2 separate regions of the Homo sapiens genome follow, and region 2 is linked to region 1. The links are chromatin contacts, found by Hi-C or POLR2A ChIA-PET in ENCODE. All regions are on one chromosome and are shown on one strand. The core of a region is the stretch at or near the end of the contact, and the rest is flanking DNA. Distances in the headings are between cores, read along the strand shown.

The links. Hi-C counts contacts between places; a loop is a spot of excess contacts on that map. ChIA-PET counts read pairs that join two places held with the same protein, here RNA polymerase II (POLR2A). Pooled maps may share reads with other maps.
Region 2: a map of mammary epithelial cell shows a loop between it and region 1 (2.9-fold over the local background). The contact joins two enhancer-like sites. A Hi-C loop is called at or near these places in 12 of 168 maps with a recorded cell type or tissue (Caco-2, Calu3, HepG2 and 9 more), 1 of 37 single-sample maps with no recorded cell type and 7 of 50 pooled maps. POLR2A ChIA-PET finds 5 or more read pairs at or near these places in 2 of 52 experiments (BJ and HepG2).

What each region holds. Positions count from the first base shown.
Region 1 is chr21:14,863,450-14,866,190 of GRCh38, forward strand. All of the region lies in intron 1 of ASMER1 (adipocyte associated metabolic related lncRNA 1), which reads right to left. Among named protein-coding and RNA genes, the nearest start is that of ASMER1, 54 kb to the right of the region's middle. RefSeq lists an enhancer at 1,229-1,278. Within about 2 kb of position 1,368, at least 16 of the 41 ENCODE cell types and tissues checked have a DNase peak (open chromatin) inside an H3K27ac peak, as active enhancers do; they include PC-3, where a contact is called at or near this core.
Region 2 is chr21:14,955,570-14,958,310 of GRCh38, forward strand. No RefSeq gene overlaps it. Among named protein-coding and RNA genes, the nearest start is that of ASMER1, 38 kb to the left of the region's middle. Within about 2 kb of position 1,407, at least 2 of the 41 ENCODE cell types and tissues checked have a DNase peak (open chromatin) inside an H3K27ac peak, as active enhancers do; they include PC-3, where a contact is called at or near this core.

The DNA of each region.
Region 1 (2,741 bases), core at 118-2,617:
TGTTTGTTTCACGCTGTTACTTGAATCTATGATGAAATCATTTCCTAGGCTTATTCTTTAGAAAATAAAACTCCTTAGGGCAGACTGACCCGAGTTGCACAGGAATGTAAATAAAAATGATTATTTCTCTCTTTACATAAGACAAATATTTTACTACATTGTGTACTATAATAATCTTTCTCATGGCCAACACAGAAATATTAGCATCTACCAAATATGGTTAAATCCTCAAAGCCTACTTATAAAGCAAAAGCAGCACTGGAAATTGACATCACTTACATTTAGTCACATTTTCAAAAGAGCATGATTAATGAAACAGAAGTGTTCTCATGGAGCGTGTGCACCATGTGCTAGTGACAGTTATATCAGAACGAACTACATGTAGCATTTATCTTCCTTTTGCTCTGGTATCTCCCGAGTGAAACGCTTGGGTGTGTATGAAAAGCATAGGGAGAATGACAACTCATTTGGTATTGACTTGGCCTTTGTCCCAGCTCTCTCTTACATCATCAACCCCTTCCTCATCTCTGCTGTCACTGACTTTGAGAAAGCACATGGTTCAGCCATTTGACATCCTCTCTGTAAGACCAGGGATGAGTCTGCTATGCGTAGCTCTGTTTATTAAAACCTCAATTTTAAGAAGGTTACCATTCTACATAAAACCCTTGACCTCTCAGAGTTAGTGGTATGAGCCTAAAAGTTGCCAGGACATGCTAAACTTTTCCTGAGAAAGAGTCCAGTCAACAATTTTATGACAATCCTTCTGACCTGAGCTTTGCTTAATACCATCAAATAAGTCACAGGACAGTCAGGAGATTGGAAATGTATCACTTGATGAGGTTTTTCAGATTGATAACACGAGGGTAAGCAACTGTGTCATCCAGGAGGCTCCAAAGTCCAGGGTCCATTCAGGGCCAACTACAGCAGTGCCCCTTCCTAAGTCCAGGCCATTCACACCAACCGAAGCCCAGCAGGGGGCAGCTTCCCAAAGCTAAATCTAAAAAGACCATAGCCAGCCCAGCTGAAAGTCCCAGGAAAAGGCAATGTTGCCTAACAGTCATGAGACAGCTGGAAAAGTCCCTGCACCTGACACACACTGTTACAGACAGTGCTGCCTCATAGACGTGTAGAAGGCACATCAGGGAGAGTGTCGGGGTCAGGCCAGAAACTTCACATTAAATCAGGGAGGATTTGTTTGGGGCTCACATTTAGACAGAGAACAAAGACTTCTCTGTCATTTTTGTAGTTTTGTTCATTTGTATTTGAAAATAGCAGTTCTCTCTCTGGCCTGACTGCATCCCTTTGATGGTAACTGAAGCTTTCCATTGCAGCGGTGCTCCTGACGGGGGCGACATTGAACCTGCTCAGGGCTCAGGGCTCCTCTTCCCGGCTCTGTGGCCTCCCCGAACATGAGTAACACTATGGCCTGCAAAGATAGGACTTAATTGTCCTTAAAAGGAAAAATGCCTGCATGACCAGAGTTGGACCAAGCCAGAACAGGAGCCCCTGAGAAGTGCTAGGTACATTTTTAACAGTTCCTGTTTACTTTCCATAGGAGATTATGAGAAGAACACAAGAGCACATTTATAAGTAGTTTTCATGATTCATGTTATCACTGAAACCAGATGCTATTCTGAATCAAACAACCCTGAAGTGATGTGCAATTCTAATATCTGCTTAATTAATCAAAATATTCATTAATACGTAAGAAAACACATTCTGTTTGTGTTTTAGAGTACACATTTATCACATGCTCATAAATACTTAAATACAGGAGGTATGCTTGGCAGATAAATTATTAACTTTTCAGAGATCTGCAGATTTTAGAAAGTTTTGGGGGGAAATTAAATTTTAATAAAACAGCATTTTACTTAATTACAGAAAAATCAAATAAAATTATTTTCTAGATTCTGAAAGAAAAACAAATAGATTATAAACTGTAAATGCCCTTTGTCTTATGATAACCTTGCTAGCTTTAGTAATTGTATAATATTATGAACCTTGGGAAACAGTGCAAAGCATCAAAAATCTTATATTAACATATATATTGACTCTAATAAACCTATATCTGTATTAGTGTTTAATATTGATTAAAATTGCTTATAAGTTTATATTAATAGGAAATACATCCTGATTTAGTAGGATTTTAATAACTACAATCATGTATTGCTTAACGATGGGAATATGTTCTGATAAATGCATCAGTAGGCAATTTCATCATGTGAACATCAATATCATGGTGTACTTACACAAACCTAGATGGTATAGCCTACTGCTTCTAAACTACATACCTGTACAGCATGTTACTGTATGTAGATGACTGTAACACAATGGAAAGTATTTATGCATCTCAACATAGAAAAGATACGGTAAAAATATGGTATTATAATCTTATGGAACCATCATCATATATGCAGTCTATTCACTAAAATGTCATTTTGCGTGATAAGGGCATTTACTCCAATATTGCTTTATTAGATTGGCATCCTTGCTGACTCAAGACCCTTTCCTTATGTACTGATGACCACCTATTGATTCTCAGAAAGTCTTATATTCTCACTCTTGTGCCACCCTCAGTTATTTCCCTCTGCCTTTCACAGCTAACTGTCCACTTCACACCACTAATCAACTGCTGTGAACTTGGCTTTTACCTTGATCTCAGCTCTTCCAAAAGTCACCAATCATTTCCTAAATGCAAAATATAATGACCTTTTCCCTGTGTCCATCATACTTTGTATAAC
Region 2 (2,741 bases), core at 157-2,656, 92 kb after region 1:
GAGCACTCAGGAAATAGTGATACAAAGTTGATATAAGAGATAAGCTTTTGTTTTCACATCAATTTAATACACTTTTATTAAGCACCCACCGAATCACCAAAAACCTGGTGGTTTGGTCTTCATAGATAAGTTGCCACCCTCAAAGCCCTCTACTGAAGGCGCACTCATGCTACGTGCCAAGTTCATAAGTGACACTGGTTTCTTGCATTTCCATACCGCCACGGACCCGGATTTCCTTGGGGATCTGAAATAGCCTAATGCTAATTCCAGCTTCTATGCTGGTGAGGGTATTATCAGCAAGGAATTAGTTGAACCATACTCAGCAGGAGAGTATATTCTCTGCTATGATTGATTCTGGATAGTTCAGAAGAATGCAATCCTATGAAACATGATATATTCATTGGCTAATTTTCAGGACAGACCATGAATTCTGATCCCAGGCTCACCGCAGTACTATCGTCAGCTTCCCTGATAAAAGCAAAGCTTCTGAGATGCTCTTGCTATTGTTTGGAGGAAGGTATGGTTCAGCAGGTAATTAGGTTTTTATTGGCAAAATCTGCAAAGTTCCCATTCTCGTTTTAAGAACCAGTTTCTCTTATCAGGACTTTCCTAGTAGAGATCATATTTCTGCAGGAGATTTGAGAAGGCAGAAGGGAGAATGTCTGACCTGGCCCAGATAGATCATGAGCCCTAGGCTAGAGGTGACTAGGGAGGCTGGGACTTGCCTCAGGGACGTGGTTGCGCCCCTACATTATACATTACTTAGTTTCCTTCCAGACAGGGAGGGGAGCCTTTCATTTTTTTGTTTGAGATCACCTTTCATTCATTCTCTCATTTGGCATACATTTGTTGAGTAACTGCTATGTATCAAGATATGAACCAGGTGGCTCATGCCTGTAATTCTAGCACTTTGGGAGGCTGAGGTGGGCAGATCACTTGAGGTCAGAGACGGGCATGGTGGTGCACGCCTGTAATCCCAGCTACTGGAGGGGCTGAGGCAGGAGACGGGCTTGAACCCGGGAGGCGGAAGTTGCAGTGAGCCAAGATCGCACCACTGCACTCCAGCCTAGGGGACAGAGCAAGTCTCTTTCTCAAAAAGAAAAAAAAAAAAAAAGAGATATATACTGGGCACTCACTGAATGTAAGATTAAGAAGATACACTTTATTGTCTTTAAAAGGAATGCAAAGTTACAAAGTATGTTGTTAACCATTGTAATAAGTGCAATAAGCATTTGGTATTGCAAAGGGCTGAGAAACACACTCCGTCCTACAATAGTGAATTAGGGAGGGAGGGCTTCTTTGAGGAAGTAAATGTGTTAAAGTTTTAAAGATGAATAGTTTACTAGGTTCAGAATGAGCAAAGGAAGGAGGTATTTTAGGCAGAGAATGTTACGTGACTGAAGGCACTGATGCCAAGAAAGCAGGAGCACTCAGGAAATAGTGAGTTCTTATTTGGGAATGTTTGAATATGGAATGATTGGTGATGATGCACAGAATGCTGTTAGAGGGTAGGAGAACGAGTTGAAAAGGTGAAAATGCAGGCAGAGCCAGAAGTCTAAGGAGCTTGGAGGACACAGAATTAACCCCATGGGCTCACACTGGACACTAGTAGTTGTATCACTTTTGTTCGGCTAACACATGGATTTTTCTTGTTTTAAAAATATTTGAACTAGAATAACTTTACCTCCTCCATTTAAGGTAGAGCCACCCCTTCCTACAGTATTCCACCAGAAGCCTTACATTCTTTACTACTCCCCCAGGCCCCTAAAGACAAGTGAGTGTGCAATTTCATGAGCAATAAAAAGTCACCAGAGGATTTTAGGCAGATTTAACAGATTTGTATTTTAGAATGATTGCTCTAGCAATAGTGGCTATTATCACAACTGGGAAGGGGAAGCAGGCCCAAGTAGATGCTAGAGCAATAACTGAGGTGAGACATGATAACGCTCTGGGTTAAGGCAAAAGATATGGGTTGTAAGCTACAGATTAGGAAAGTCTTCAAAAAGTGGCTAGCGTAAGAAGAATCTGCTGAGGACCAACATTTTTAGAAATAAGCAAATTCCCAACAAAGGGATAGAAGAACAAACTGGGGAGAATGGCTGTATACTGAATTCAAGATTGGGGCATGTTGAAATTTAGCTAATAGGTTGACAAGCTGGATATTCATGAGTGGTAGGAAACAGAAGACAACTAGACAATTAGAAGGAACTTGGAATACAGTATGAGGTGCTTGAAGACATAGGGATGGCTGTTTCTGCTCAAGATGTAATGAAGGAAGAGACAGCTGTAAGGCAGAATATCGGCAGTTATGGGAAAATAAATCTGTTATGAGACCAGATGAAATTAGCATTAAGAAGAGAACTAGGAGACACTGGGTTGTGAAAACCAAAGAGAAAAATGGGTCAATGGCTTGCCCAGGCCAGAAATGCAAGTAGAAGGAGTTGCTGCTTCTGACTCAGGCCTGCCTGTTTTCTGAGTGATTTTTGATTGCTACACTCTTGGTATATATCATCTATAATAGTCAAAGTAGGCCAGAACTTCACCCTTAAGCATCTCAGTCTCCCCAGAACAGGCCTTTCCAGAGTGAACTACAAGCAGGAAATCTCCCCTTCAGAGGGCTGTCTATTCTTTGGCAGGTAGACCTGACTTTAGTAGTAAAGGCACAAAATTCTCTGGGATGCAAGCAATTCCAAAGGGATCTAAAAGACCATCCCTGCTGCTTACTTTGGAAAGATTATCAT